Regions from separate parts of the Homo sapiens genome. Here region 1 is linked to region 2. A link is an interaction called in ENCODE POLR2A ChIA-PET data of the cell type or tissue named here. Cell type or tissue: Caco-2. All regions are shown on one strand. Links, peaks and the distances in the headings refer to the core of each region. The heading gives the core; the rest is flanking DNA.

Evidence for each region. Peaks named below come from ENCODE experiments on the same cell type or tissue, not always from the same donor. Only the 100,000 strongest peaks of a DNase experiment are listed, where the experiment ranks them.
Region 1: POLR2A ChIA-PET joins it to region 2 with 6 read pairs; 1 of 35 experiments calls an interaction of 5 or more read pairs at or near these places.

Annotation. Positions count from the first base shown.
Region 1 is chr20:23,880,074-23,887,633 of GRCh38, forward strand. No RefSeq gene overlaps it. Among named protein-coding and RNA genes, the nearest start is that of CST5, 4.1 kb to the left of the region's middle. In Caco-2, for the core only: no CTCF peak of the experiment used is centred there; DNase peaks (open chromatin) are centred at 3,928, 4,198 and 4,514.
Region 2 is chr20:25,374,281-25,381,840 of GRCh38, forward strand. The region is part of intron 1 of ABHD12 (abhydrolase domain containing 12, lysophospholipase); the gene reads right to left. Among named protein-coding and RNA genes, the nearest start is that of ABHD12, 13 kb to the right of the region's middle. In Caco-2, for the core only: no CTCF peak of the experiment used is centred there; a DNase peak (open chromatin) is centred at 4,281.

The sequences.
Region 1 (7,560 bases), core at 1,438-6,437, 1.5 Mb before region 2:
TCCACAGGAAAGGGAGAAATACAGGGCTTGGCCTTCTAAAGTCTTCAGATGTCAGGGGCATCCAGGAGCACGTGGTCATGGTCTGGGAATTCCTGGGGCAGGGAGCTGTTTCAGAAGCTCCGGGATGACCTTGTCCATGCCCTCTTCTGGGGAACTTCTTTGCCAAACATAAAGTAATTAACCTTTGGGTAAAGTTCACTGGGTTCTCGTTTCATAACTCCTCATTATTCAATAAACAAACCTGTCACCAGCTTCCCCCTGCACCAAGCAGTCTGGGCAATAGAGCCGTAGACATGAACTTGCAGAGCTGCCATCCAACAGAGATGTGACAGAAACCCAGGAGCAATTTAAAACACATTTGAAAAAGTTAAAAGATACAGCTGAAAGTAATTTTGGTATTTCTACTTTAACCTAATATATCCAAAATACTTCAACACTTCAGGACTATTCTTAAGGAGCTAGTTTACATTCTTTTGTGTGAGTGTAATGTCTTGAAGTTCCCTGTGTATTTTTTACAGTTAGACCAAGCGTCACTGTGGACTAGCCCCATTTCAAGTGCCCTGTGGCCACGAGTGGCTGCTGGTGGCTGTGGTACTGCATAGCCCAGCCATTAGGGTGTGTGGGAGGATGCAGAGTGGTGATCAACAATTTAGATCAGGGAATTATAGTCGCTCAGTTAGAGAGAGGGTGGGTGCTACTGGACCCTGGTCAGGGAAGTCTCTAAGAGACCGGAAAGGTTGAGAAGCCCCAGGCAGCAGGGAATAGTCAGTGCAAAGGCCCTGAGGCAAGGCTGGGCATGCCTGCTCCAGGAAGAGGAAGCTCCTGGAGGGGGTGTGAGCAGGGAAGGGAACGACCTGGAGTCTCACGGTAACTGTGGGTGTGTCCAGGTGGAAGGCGCAGGGAGACCCCTGGCAGGTGGTGGGGGTGTCAGGAGAAGGAGCAGCAGCCACAGGATGAATGTGGGAGCCCAAGAGCCTCTCTTGCTCCTCCCCTCTGGGAGACGTGCTGCCAGCACTGGTCCTCTGTACACTGCTTGGAAAACTCATGTAATATTTTAAAAATTACATTGAATGAGGTAGAATTTACACACAATAAAATGCCTAATTGTATGTGCCCAATCTGGGGGATTTCATAAATGCATACACTTGTGTTACCACTTTGTCCACACCTGTGATATCTGCCTCACCCCAGATGGTTTCCTCCTGCCTCTGAAGCCCACCCTCATGCCCACCCGACCCTGGCAGCCCACATCTGGTCCTGTGGACTCCTTTGTTGCCTGTCCTTGAGCTTCCCAGGAATGGAATCCTGCAGAGAGAGCCCAGGTGTGTCTTCGTCCTTTGCTCAGCGTGGCTTCATTGCCAGGATTGAGAGTTCTCCTTCTCCACAGACTGAGAGGATGTGGTCAGTTGGGTGCCCTGTGGGCTGACAAAGCCCCCAGCTCGGGATGCTGTGGGCCTGGACTGGAATGTGACTTCAGGAGTAGGGAGGGTGGAAGGAGGCTCTGAACAGACAGCTGCTCCCTTTGTTCTCTCAACCCCCCCTCCATGCCTGAAGGTGATCCTGCGGCAAATGCCCTTATGGCGAGGTGGCAGGCTTGGCCAGAAACACCAGGAAACCCTGGGCCTTAGCAGGACACCCAGAGGACTCTCCTGGGAGTGGTGGAGGTGAGGGTCGGCCAGGATCAGCCCAGACCTGCTATAATCCTGGGGCTCCGCCATGGCTGGGGCTGCATCAGCAGGAACCCGACAGCGGGAACAATATTACTCATGGGTGCTCATGTTCAGTATGAGGACAGGGGACCTTTTTACCCAAGGCCCAGTGACCATTGCACCCCACTGTGAATCCAGCACCCCTAGAAAAGCCATGCACTCCAGCAGATACAGCAGGTGGCCCAGGGATAGTGTTTACTGCTGGGTGAGGGAGGGAAGGTCTTCAAGCAGGGCTGCACGTGATGCCTCCTAGTTAGACAGGAAATTGGGGGAGATTCCCAGAGAAGGGAAAGAGAGGGCAGTCCCTGGCCAGGTGCTTGTGGGCAGAATGGTCATCTCCCAAGTGTGGGAGTTGGGTCTCCTCTGTGGCTCCCACCTTCCCTGGCCGCTAGGTCTCAACTCTCAGGAGGATGTGTTGTGCAGAGGGTAAGCTGAAATACATACAAATCTCTCCTATCTTTTATCATTAGGAAGGAGATGCAGGTCATCCACATAACAGGCATATGGTGGTGGGTGGAGTATGGGGTGGGAGCTGGAGTGCTGGCCTATTTCCCTGTATGTGATGCCACCGCCAGTGGTCATCCTCTGTCAGGACACTGGAATGAGCTATAGGGAGGGTCAACAGGCCTGATACAGTGGCCACTCTAATCTTTGTAGTCAGACCCCCATGTAGGGCACTCTCAGGAACTACAAGAGATGCATCCAGTATGGGTGATGGTAAGTGGAAGGTTAGGGTAGATGGACAGCTGCTCCAGCTGCTGGGTGACCTTGGGAAAATGTTTTGCCTTCTCTATGTGTCATGCATATGGAAAGGTGAGCTGCTTTGTAAATGGTGGTGTCTGGTGGTTCAAAACCAGCAAGATAAGTTTGATTCTGCAGTGACATTTAAGTGTGGTTAAAATTTACAATAGCCCAGTGTTATGGCATGCCTGTACACCTACTCTTGAGGCTGAGGCAGGAGGATCTCTTGAACCCAGGTGTTCCAGACCACACTGTGCAACACAGTGAGATCCCATCTCAAAAAAAGATGGAGACTTAGTTCCTATAGCTTACAGCTCCAATGACAGGCTGGCAGGGACCCAGAGATAAACAATGGACTCAGGACCAAGCCTGGGGCCTCCAGCACCTTCGTAATCTGGAGGAGTCCAGTTGCCCAGGAGGGGGCATGTTTCCTTTCTGCCAGTGGATGAAAGAGAAAGCCGTGTTCTCCCAGGTTGCGTGTGTAACTTGATCCCATGATTGAATTAGTAGAGTGAGAAATTAGGTGAGTGACAGAAGTTCTCTATAATAAATAAGCAGTAAAGGGAAACACTAAACAATATTATAACCAATAAATACCTAAGGGCATAAACATCACCTAAAGTGCAAGTGGTTAGATCAAGTTGGCCAAGAGTTGAGATTCTGCACATCCGGGTTTTGAGCAATTAACATTCAGTGTCTGTGATAGGAGATGGGACTGAGCAGCCACGGGATTTGTTGGCTTCTCAAAGGGGAAGCCCAGAATCCTCCTTTATGGAGTGCTGCGAGTTCTCTGGGGTCAAGCTTGTCCCTTATGCACACCCTTCCTCCTTCCCCCTCCCTGCTCCCAACTGTGGGGGACCTGAGATACTCCTGGACCATTGGCCACCATTGGTAAGCATCTGGGCTCTGATGGGGATGAGGCCACATTATTATGAACTCTGGTACTTGCTGTGAAGCATGCCCAAAGCCCCTACAGGAAAAGGGCGTACAGAGCCCAGGATCTGAGGTCTGAGAGTTTGGCCCTTTATGGAGGGAAAGAGAATCCTTGGGAAGTTTCCTGCTCAGGGATCAATGTGTAAACAGCACTTAGGATTTTAGATTGCAAGGTTACTATTTATTTTCTCAAGGAGTACATTCTTCCTAGCAGAGCCATGGCTAGAGAACCACAGCCGAGTGGAGAGGACAGGGAGAGTTCCTTGGGAACTCGGGTTGCTTGCTGATGCACCCAGGGACTTCCCCCAACTCCCTGGTCCCAGCCTGCAGGGGCCTGGCCCAGGAGAATACAGATGGCTCTGAGGGGAGAGCAATCCCCTTGGCATCTCTGTGTGGTGAGAGTTTCCTTTCTAATCCCCATTCAGGTCACTGCTGGGACTTCCCTGTCACTGTTTGTCTAACCTTAAATATCAATTCCTTTAGCAGACTGCAGTGGCTGTGGAGAGTGGTTCCTGTTCCTGCCTGGAATCCTGTTACACTCAATCAGTGGGTGCTGGAGCTGGAGCCAGAGGCCATCAGGACAGCCTGCCTGCTCTTGTGGCCCTGCCTGCCCTCTCCTCCTGTCACAGAGGAGCTGGATCCAGTGAAAAGACTCTCTAACGAAACTTTAAGGCTCCTCTGAGCCTTCTTCACTAGGCCTCAACCTTGGTCTCCAGCTCCTACCTGCCAGGTCTGCATTGCTCAGTTTTAGGAAAGAATCCTGCTTCCTTTTAGGGAGAATCCTGCTGTCCTTGGGGTCTGATCACCCTTGACATCTGATCAAGTTCCTCATCCCTCAGCTTTGATGTCTAAGGCTGTGTCCTGCCTTTAGCAAGAATCCTGTTTGGTCAGTTCAGCCAGAAACCCCTACCTTTGATGTCTCTGCTTAGTAATTTTTTCTTCACTAACCTCCACACCCTGCTCCTTGGCTATAAATCCCCACTTACTCTTTTTATATTTGGACTTGAGCTCACTCTGTCTTATTGTGAGAGTGTTGACCCCATTGCAATTGTCTTGAGTTATCTCAACTAAGGCCAGGCTTCCAGCAGTGAAGCTCCTCATCCCCCTGTCCATGACGTCATCACTGGACTTCCTGCAGGCACCACCAGTTCAGCATGTCTATTGCTACAATCATCATTTTGCCCACAGACCTGCCCCTCATGGAGAGCATGAAATGTAGGTTGGATTCGGAAGGAAAGGGCTGCGCTCCACGAGTTGCATGGCAGTTGTAGACACCAGCAGAAACCATGCAGTCTACGGAGGAGGAGATTTCTCCCTCTCTGGACCTCACATGGGATGGACTGTGGGTCTCTGCTGGGAGGGATGTTCAGAGCATCCTGTACACATCAGTTACCTACTGCTGCATCAGAAGCCACCCCGAATCTTCCTGGCTGAAAGCAACATGATGTGTGGATTCTTATGACTCTGGAGCTGTCCGCGGCTCTTCTGCTGGTCTTGTTAGGTTCAGTTGGGGGCTGCATTCAGGTGGGGTAGGCTGGAAATGTGCTCAGCGGGGATGGTGAGCATCTCTTTCCAGGCAGTCTTTCACTCTCAAGAAGGTGAGAGGATACTTTTACATGAAGTTGCTGTCCATGATCACATTTCAGGAGCCCACCTCCCAGGAGTGGCCTGGCCCCAGCCATTGCAGCGTATCTATACCAGTCCACTATAAAGTTGCTATTTTTCACTTTATCATTAACAAATATTGCATAAAGCAATGCTTTGAAATACGATTATATCCTACTTCTTATCAAATTTTCACTTTCTAGCTTTAGCATACAATGATAATTGTTGCTTGAATCAATTGTTATTATGACTGTTGTGAAAAGGTTGTTTCTAATTTCATTATTTGTTCTACATTTATTAATGGCATTCATTCTACTATAAGGAAAATCTCTATTTTCTTCTATCTGCTTATCTGTCTACCTACCTACCTATTTGCCATTTATCTTTCCATAGATCTATCTGACTCATGGTTTCTTATTTTATTCAATGAGTTACACTCTGTTAGCACTATTTATTCCAATGTGAAAATTATCTCAGAGTTGGCTATTGGGGACCCCTTCAGCTGCTTCCTGCATTCTTATGAGATGTTTTCATCATTATTTGAGTCTATTTTTACTTTCTGATGTAACAAGAAGTTGCAGATTTATCTTTCACTTTTCTGAGCCAACCTTAGAATCAGTGGCTAGAATCTGCGGTGAATTTAGAAAGCAAGGCCCAAGTGCAACCTGTGCTCATTGCTCCTGGATGGCCATGAGTCCTCGGTCTGTGCTTCTCAACCTGTGGCAGGAGGCACCAAATATGCTTCCCAGAGCACACTTGGTAGTGTCTGGGGACATTTTTGGTTGTCACTACTCGGGAGGAGGTGCTGCTGTCATTTTGGGGATAGAGGTCTTGGATGCTGATAAACATCAGGCAATTTCACAGCACAGCTCCCAAAGATAGAGTGATTAGGCCCAAAATGTCCACAGTGGGGAGGGTGAGGAGCCTTGTTCCAGGCCTCCTCAGTGGGACAGAGCTACGAAATCCACACCTGAACATACTCACATGTTGATATTTATTTCTACATTATCTGTCTATACGTTATAAACCATAAGTTAATATTGACCTCATTTCCAACCCTGTGAGATTCATTCTGGTTCTTCCCTTTCCAAAGCTGTGGCTGCTTTCTTTGACAGTTAAAAACTTGGATCCCATCAATTGCCATCATCATGCAGTCAGCCTCTGTATCCTTGAGTTCCACCTTTTTGGATTCAACCAAGTTCAGATAAAAAATATTTTTTAACAAATGCATCTGCACTGAACATGGACAGACTTTTATCTTGCCATTGTTCCCTAAGCTATACAGCATAACAAGTATGCACATAGCATTTACATTGTCTGAGGAATTATGAGTAACCTAGAGATGATTTACAGTATACAGGAGGATGTGCATGGGTTATATGCATGTTACACCATTTTATATGAGGGACTTCAGTATCCATGGATTTTGGTATAAGAGGGAGGTCCTGGAACCAATCCCTCATGGATACCAATGGATGGCTATATTTACTTAACTTCCTCAATACTAGAATTTACAGAAAGTGAAACAATATTACAGATGAATGTTTCTTAATTTATTTCCACAGGACACTCTTTCTGAAGGTAGCTGATAGGTGTTAGCCATTCCCCTCAAAAATCAAAGTGTAGGAATTTCAGAATAATTGATTAAAGTTTGAAGATAAAAAATCAGGTGGCTTACTGCAGGCATTTTATGAGTTTTAATGAATATTATAATGTGCATTGATAGTTCCAAAAGGAGGCTTTGGTATACAAAATAATTTCAATGTTTGTTGAAGGAATTTTTAAAAATGTAGTTAGGAGCGCACATTAACTTTTACAGCTGCATTTGTGCTGCGTGCAGCAGTTTGCAAAATGCAGTTTTAGATCTGTTTCAGTCTGCATCTAGCTCTTCCAGATTTTGCCATGAACATAGTTTTGTGCTTTTAAGGAAATTCAATGCAGGAAAATACTTATTCAGCAGGTTTCCTTCATAGTAATCCACCTTTGTACAAGACCATGTGTGTGTGACTGCATGTATGTGTGTGATTGGGTGTGTGATTCTATGTGTGTGTGTGAGAGACTCTGTGTATGTGTGTTATTCTCTCTGTGTGTGAAACTGTGTGTATTTGTGTGTGACTGTGTGTATGCATGTACTTGGACAAATGGCCAGGCATCAATCCCTCCTCAGGAGTCTGAAAGCTGTCCAGCTGCCCACTACTGGTCCCATGATGAGCCTGGCTTATCCCCATTCAGCAGCTCCTGCATCCCCCTAGAGCACCCCATTGCCCTTCTCTAGGGTCTCTGAGTTTGCCCTGCAGTATTTGTTATCATTGTCAGGAGCTCAGCAACACTGTAGATTCTTCCTAGGGTAGCAATGCACTGGAGATGGTCCCACTTTACCTCCTCTGCTGTCTACCTTTGATCACACCCTACTCCAAGGCATCCTCTATTCATGAGACTCCCAGGCCAGGAAGGAAAGTAAAAGCTTTTTATCAACCATATCTGTGCCTCTCTATGTGCTTCCTGTGTTCTAGACACGGGCACACTGTCTACTTGCTCAATGCTGTGGTCCCAGCCCTAGCACAGGGTTCAG
Region 2 (7,560 bases), core at 1,539-6,538:
TCTGTTTGGTTCTCTTTTCCCCAGGTTTCATGTTGAATAGTTGAGCTCTTTCTTTAGCAGTGTTTAATCTGCCCTTCAATGTAATTCCCTTCAGTGTAAACTTTACCTCACACATTATGGTTTTCATCTTCAGAAATTCAATTTGGGTAATTTTCAGATTTTCCATGACTCTCCACTTAACTTCTAGAACATATGGAATACAATTACAGTAAGTTTGTTTGTTTGTTTTTGAGATGGAATTTCGCTCTTGTTGCCCAGGCTGGAGTGCAGTGGCACGATCTCAGCTCACTGCAACCTCCGCCTCCCAGGTTCAAGTGATTCTCCTGCCTCAGCCTCCCGAGTAGCTGGGATTACAGGCATGTGCCACCACACCCGGCTAATTTTGTAATTTTAGTAGAGACAGGACACAGGGTTTCTCCATGTTGGTCAGGCTGGTCTCAAACTCCTTACCTCAGGTGATCCTCCCGCCTCGGCCTCCCAAAGTGCTGGGATTACAGGTGTGAGCCACCACGCCCAGCCTACAGTGTTTTAATGTGCTTCTCTTCAACACTAACGTGCGTGTCAGTACTCAGTCGGTTTTCATTGATTATTCTCTTCATTATATACACATCATAGTTTCCTCCCACTCTGCATGCCTGTGCTATGGGCTGAATAATGTCCCCTCAAAATTTGTATGTTGAAGTCTTAACCCCTAGCACTTCAGAATATGACTGTATTTAGAGAGAGGGTCTTAAGGAGGTAATTATGCTAAAATGAGGTCATCAGGGTGGACCCTAATCCACTATGACTCAGCTTTGTAAGAAGAAATGCAGAAAGAGCCACACACAGAGGTTAGACCATATGAAGACACATGGAGAAGGTGGTCATCTACAGGCAAAGCAGAGGGGCCTCATGAGAAACCAGCCCTGCTGACACCTCCATCTTGGACTTCTGGCCTCTGGAATCGAGAGAAAATAAACTTCTGCCATTTAAGTCACCTGGTCTGTGTTACTTTGTTATGGTAGCCCTCACAAACCCATACACCTGGAATTTCCCACTACTGAAGCATGCTGTTCCTGAATGTTCTACCAGTAAATTATAATCTTGCTCTAAGTAGCAGGGACTGTATCTTCTGATCTTTTCAGACAGTTCTTTCCCCAGCCACAGAGAGTTTCCTCACACACGTGTGCTGATCAAGGGGACCCTCTGCAGACCCCAGGGTCTCTCTCTGTGTTGCTCTCTCCTCTCTGGTACTCTGTCCTATAAACTCTAGCCACATTGGTCTCTCCAGATTCTCAGCTCCACACCCACAACCCTGGGAGTCCACGTGGCTCCCCTCCCTGTGCCATGGCGTGGAAGCTCTCTCAAGGAGATCAGCTAGGGTACTGTAGGGCTCACTTCCTTTGTCTGTCACTTCTCCGAGTTTACTGTCCTTTGTTGCTTGGTGCCCAGTGTTTTAAAAATTGTTTCGTGTATGTTGTCGTTTTTGTTGTGGCTGCTATTTGGGTTATTTCCGGGTAAATTCAGCCACCTTGGTCAGTAGTGGAAGTTCTATGTTTCTTTTAAAATATGTCTATAATTAGCTGGGTGCAGTGGCTCACACCTGTAATCCCAGCACTTTGGGAGGCCAAGGCAGGTGGATCACGAGGTCAGGAGATCGAGACCATCCTGGCTAACACGGTGAAACCCCGTCTCTACTAAAAATACAAAAATATTAGCTGGGCGTGGTGGTGGGCGCCTGTAGTCCCAGCCACTTGGGAGGCTGAGGCAGGAGAATGGCATGAGCTGGGAGGCGGAGATTGTAGTGAGCCCAGATCGCACCACTGCACTCCAGCCTGGGCGACAGAGTGAGACTCTGTCTCAAAAAATAATAATAATAATAATAATGTCTACAATTAGTTTTCATCAACTCCTTCATTAATGTAACCATCAAAATTGTTGAGGAAAAGTGTTTTATCATTTAATTCCATGGTATTCTCTTAGAAGGAACAAGAGAGTAACGCCAAATCTCATTCCCCAAGACTAACAGATTAAATTCTTCTTAGCTTTTAGGCGGAAATCTTAACAACAATCTCCATAATCATATTCAAAAGCAGTCAGTGTTGAGAGCAATTTCACTCTACTGAATTGAAAACTTTAAGGCCTTAATAAAACACACAAGAGCAGTCCATAAATGTCTCTTTGTTCCCAAAGAAGAAAACAAAAAATCATGAGGATTCAGTCGGCAGAACTGAACAACTGGGTATCCTACTGTGAGAAGGCCTTATTTTCCTGGCAGAAACAAAAATATTTCACCACTGTGGTACGGCATGTTTTCAGGTGCTTTACACACAGCCACATAACCTTACCTTGCTTTATTTTTCTTTATAGCACTTTATCACCCTTTGAAATTTTACTGTATACTTATGTGCTATCTTTGTTGCCGTGTTTCTCCTTCATGAGAACAGAAGTCCCACAAGGACTGGGATTTGTCCCACTCTTGTGCAGCATTTTATCCACTCTAGCCTTCAGTGAAGGCTAGGTCAACGAAAAAGACATACTTGCTAAATGGATGGAAGAACACAGGAGCAATACTCTCAACACAGGCCACACTGTTCACAGCAATTATCCAGAGGGAGTTTCACTTTCTCTGTTTTAAATTTTTATTAAGAACTCTTTATTACTTTGGAATCAGAAAAAAAAATCAAACTGTTTGAGAGAGGAACAGAGTGAGAGAGAGAGGGCCCCTCAGAGGCCGCCCTTCACCACAGCTATGACATCTCCCAGGCGACCTCATACCTGGAGATGCTTCCCTGGGCCCTGGCAGAATCTCCTTCAGCTTTTTCCTGAGGCTCTGGGGCTGCACTGGCAGCCTCCCAGCTGGCCTGTACTGGCCTAACAGTCCCTTCCTCCTGGAACCCTAAGCCAGATATTGAATGTCCTAGAATGGCAGTCTTTTTTGCTTGCCTTCTTGTAGGTTATGCCATGATGTGCCTTGTCAAGGTGTCCTGTGTCCCCAAACTGAGAATTTTTCTCATGTCTTTAGATGGCTCTATTGGCCAGCAATGCATTTTGCATTACATCCTGTCAAGCAAGAGGCTAAGAGACCTATTCTTAGTCAGTTTTTTGTTTCTATAATTAAATAACTGAGGTCAGTAATTTATAAAGAAGGAAATTTATTTCTTAGCATTCTGGAGGCTGGGAAGTCCAAGGTCAAGGGGCCATATCTGGTGAGGACCTTCTTGCTGGTGGGGACTCCGAAGAGTCCCAAGGTGGCTCAGGGCATCACATGGTAATGGGGATCAGAGGAGATGGCCACACTGCCTTTTACAACAGTGATAACTCTCATGATAACTAACCCAAACCCTCAATAAACCATTAATCTATGAATGGATTCATCCACTCATGAGAGCAAAGCCCTCATGACCCAATCACCTCCCAAAGGTCCCACCTCTAGTTTTTTTGTTTGTTTGTTTTGAGATGGAATCTTGCTCTGTCACCCAGGCTGGAGTACAGTGGCGTGATCTCGGCTCACTGCAACTTCTGCCTTCCAGGTTCAAGCGATTCTCCTGCCTCAGCCTCCCAAGTAGCTGGGATTACAGGCGTGTGCCACCACACCCAGCTAATTTTTGTATTTTTAGGATAGACGGGGTTTCACCATGTTGGCCAGGATGGTCTTGATCTCTTGATCTCGTGTTCCGCCCACCTCAGCCTCCCAAAGTGCTGGGATGACAGGCGTGGGCCACCGCGTCCGGCCAGGTCCCACTTCTTATATGTAGTTAGTACTACATTGAGGACCAAGATTCCAATACTTTCCAACACATGAAATTTTCGGGGACACATTTAAACCATTAAACCATCAAGCCATAGCAGATACCCTGAAGATAAATCAGTACATAAAAATGTCAGAGCAACACAGGAGTCTTTAAGAAAGGATAAATGTGAATGAAGGTAGACTAACCTTCTCCAGCCATCCCTGTATTTTCTCTTTGCCAAAGGCATCATCAAAGCCTGAGTATGCAAGAGCTGATGGTTGCCAAGCATAAAACATGACAGACAACTAGCTCCCTGAGGACAGGTACTATCTCCTTGTATCCCCAGGGCCTGGCACAACATCTGGCAAACAGCAGGAATACAGTAGCTACTGAATAAAATGACCTATGGGCACTTGGCATTGACAGGGCCACTTTCAGGTAGGAGCAATGTGGTTATCCAGGACCAGGAGTGGCAAAGGTCAAGGATGAAGGGGTAGGGCATATATGATGTACACATTATGAGGAGAAAAAAATAGTTGAAAGTTAAAAGCCATATCTATTCTAGTGATCTGAACTACCACATCAAAATGACCGGCATTGACCCTGAACATTCTTACCTTCCCATTACGAACAGTTCAGTCAATATACCCCAAGCTTTGTTTGAAGACTCCACCAGCCTGATAAGAACTGAAGATAATTTGAACTTTTTTTTTTTTTTTTTTTTACCATGAAGCTCAGGACAACTTCAGGCTTCAAGAACAAACCCTAAGTTTCAGCACCCCTGAGGTATGCGTGTATTCCCTCACTGACAGCCGTGTCCACGTTCACCTTTACAAACCCAAAAGTCCTGGCTTTCTCAGCCTTTCCCACACCAACACCCATCTGCCCTCTGCTCTCATTATGTCAGGACATTTTCTTATCCGCTAAACTTATCACAAGTGAATGAGGCAACTCAGCCCACAACTACCATATGAAGATTAATTCTATTTAACAATGAAGACACTTAGCAATCTGTGTACCAGCAAGCCCTGGGGGCCGAGAGTTCTGCCTGGTCCCACCTGATCACTCTGTCATGACCTCAGTTCATGTGAACCTTTCGCCCACCTTCGTCTCAAACCCAGCCCTGAGACCCTCCATGCTGGGATGTGTGCAGGGACCCCGTGCAGGCTTCCCAGAGCAGGGGAGCACTCAACTATGCAGAACATGTCAACTCCACAGATACACAGCAGGTCGTGACTGAAATGACTTCCCAAGGGAACTGTCCTTGTCATCCTTTTTAAAAACATTAAATGTCAGAAAGACGATATGAGAGCTCAGACTGCGCCCACGTGGGGAACTGAGAGAGAGAGGCCCAGTACCTCCTTTTCCCTCTGCCCTCCTAGCAGATGGCCTTGCTGCTTATTTCCTAAGGACAGCACAAGCACTCAGAAGAGAACTGGCAGATTCCTTCACCCACAAATAGATCAACTTACCCATGTCTTTCCCCACAGCCTTGGCCTTCCTTCCTATCTGAGGGGAACTCCTCTGCTCAGCCTCAGAACACTGGGTCCCATCCCTTCTCACAGGCCCAGAGACATCACTGCACCTACTCTGTCCCATGCCGTCCATCTTCTCCTCTCCCCTGGATTATTCCCATGCACACTCCAGACTGCTCTAATATTGCACAATTATGATATCATAATTATCAATATAATAGGCTGCTTGAAGTTATCCTATAGCATAGTGATGCTTTTATTTATTTATATATTTTTTTGAGACAGGGTGTCACTCTGTTGCCCAGACCAGAGTGCAGTGGCTTGATCATGGCTCACACAGTCTTGACCTCCCGGGCTCAAGCAATCATGCACGCCATGCCTGGCTAATTCTTTTTTTTTTTGGTCTAGATGAGGTCTCCCTTCATTGCCCAGGCTGGTCTCAGATTCCTGGGCTCAAGTGATCCTCCTTCTTTATCCTCCCAAAGTGCTAGGATTACAGGTATGCTGGGATTACAGGCATGGCAGGAGTACAGGTGTGTGCCACCGCACCTGGCCTTGTAACGATGCTTTTGAAAATTTGTTTGGTTCTCTTTTCCCCAGGTTTCACATTGAATAGTTGAGCCCTTTCTTTAGCAGTGTTTAATCTGCCCTTCAGTGTAATTCCCTTCAGTGTAACCTTTATCTCACACATTGTGGTTTTCATCTTTAGAAATTCCATTTCAGTAATTTTCAGGTTTTCCATAACTCCACTTAACTTCTGGAACACATGGAATACAATTACCATTGAGTGGTTTCTTTTGTTGTTTTTTTGAGATGGAGTTTCGCTCTTGTTGCCCAGGCTGGAATGCAATGGCGCGATTTTGGCTAATATATCACATAACTATCATAATATCATAATTATCAATATAGTGGGCTGCCTGAAGTTGTCCTATGGCATAGTGATGCTTTTATTATTTATTTATTTTTTGATATCTAATATCACTGCTAAGAAAACTCACCCCCTCCAGCCATCCCTCCCTGTCTTTCCCCCTTTACTGCACAGCTCCCTGGAAAAGCTACCTGCATTTCCTCTCTCCACTTCTTCCTTGAGCCCTCACCATTAGGCTTTTGCTCCCACCACTGCAGTAAGCCACTCCTGTCAATACTGATCTCGTGTCACCAAATCCAATTGCAGATCAGGCTTTCTTCTGCAACAGGCCTTCTTTAGGTGGCTGCCTTGACACCTTTTCCCAGCAATCCTTCTAACTCATTGCCCAGGTCCTGACTCCTCTGTCCTGACTTGTCTGCTGGGAGAGTCTGCTGCAAGGGTCTAGGTACCACCTGTCACAGCCATGGTCAGGTACAGGCCCTAACCTCCCCCTTGAACTCTATCCCCTATCCACCTGGATGTTTAACAGGCACCTCAATATGTCCAAAACCAAACATTACTTCTCCTGCCCCAAAGCACTTGCTCTTTCCACATCTGTCCCCATCTCAGTATCTGGCAACTCCATTCTTCCTGTTGCTCAGAAAGTAGTTTGTGAATCCAGAATCACATGCCTCTTCTTATCTCCACAGCTGCTGTCCCGGCCTGAGCCCCTGTCATCTCTTGCCTGGATGACCCTGGCAGCCCCTAGCCGGTCTCCCTGCTTGCCCACCGCAGTCTGTGCTTGTCACACAGTCAGAGTGACATGATGACACACACCATGCCATTTCTCTAGCAGCCAGTGGCATCCATTCACATGTCTCCTTGTCAGAAACATCCCCTGTACACCCAGACTGTGCACACACAGCCACAGGGCCTCATCTGCGGCTATTCCCTCACTGGCACCATTTTCCTCCTTAGTGCCCTAAGCACATGACATCATGTGTTTCTTCATGTTTTATCTGCCTCCCCTACCAGAATGTAAAGGCCAGGAGAACTGCAACGGCCTCAGCATTCACAGGTGTTACTGGGCGTAACAGGTACTCAAACTGTTAAATGAGTGGCTGGAAAAAAGTGTTAAATAAGCAAATAGTATTGCTACAAATGCTCTAATACCAACAGACACATTAACTGATCAGGATGGACCCTATATGCACGACTGGCTGAGAAGCCAGACTCTTAATTGTTTGGGGCAGAAAAGGGTAGAAGAAAATCCTTCTAGACATGAGCTAACAGATCTTTCTCAGTACCCTCTTTTTTTTTTTTTTTCCTTGTTTTGTTTTTGAGACAAAGTCTCGCTCTGTCACCCAAGCTGGAGTGCAGTGGTGCAATCTCGGCTCACTGCAGCCTCCACCTCCTGGGTTCAAGCGATTCTCCTGCCTCAGCCTCCCAGGATTACAGGAGATAATCCCTCACCTGGGATTACAGGTGCTCACAACCTCACCTGGCTAATTTTTGTCTTTTTAGT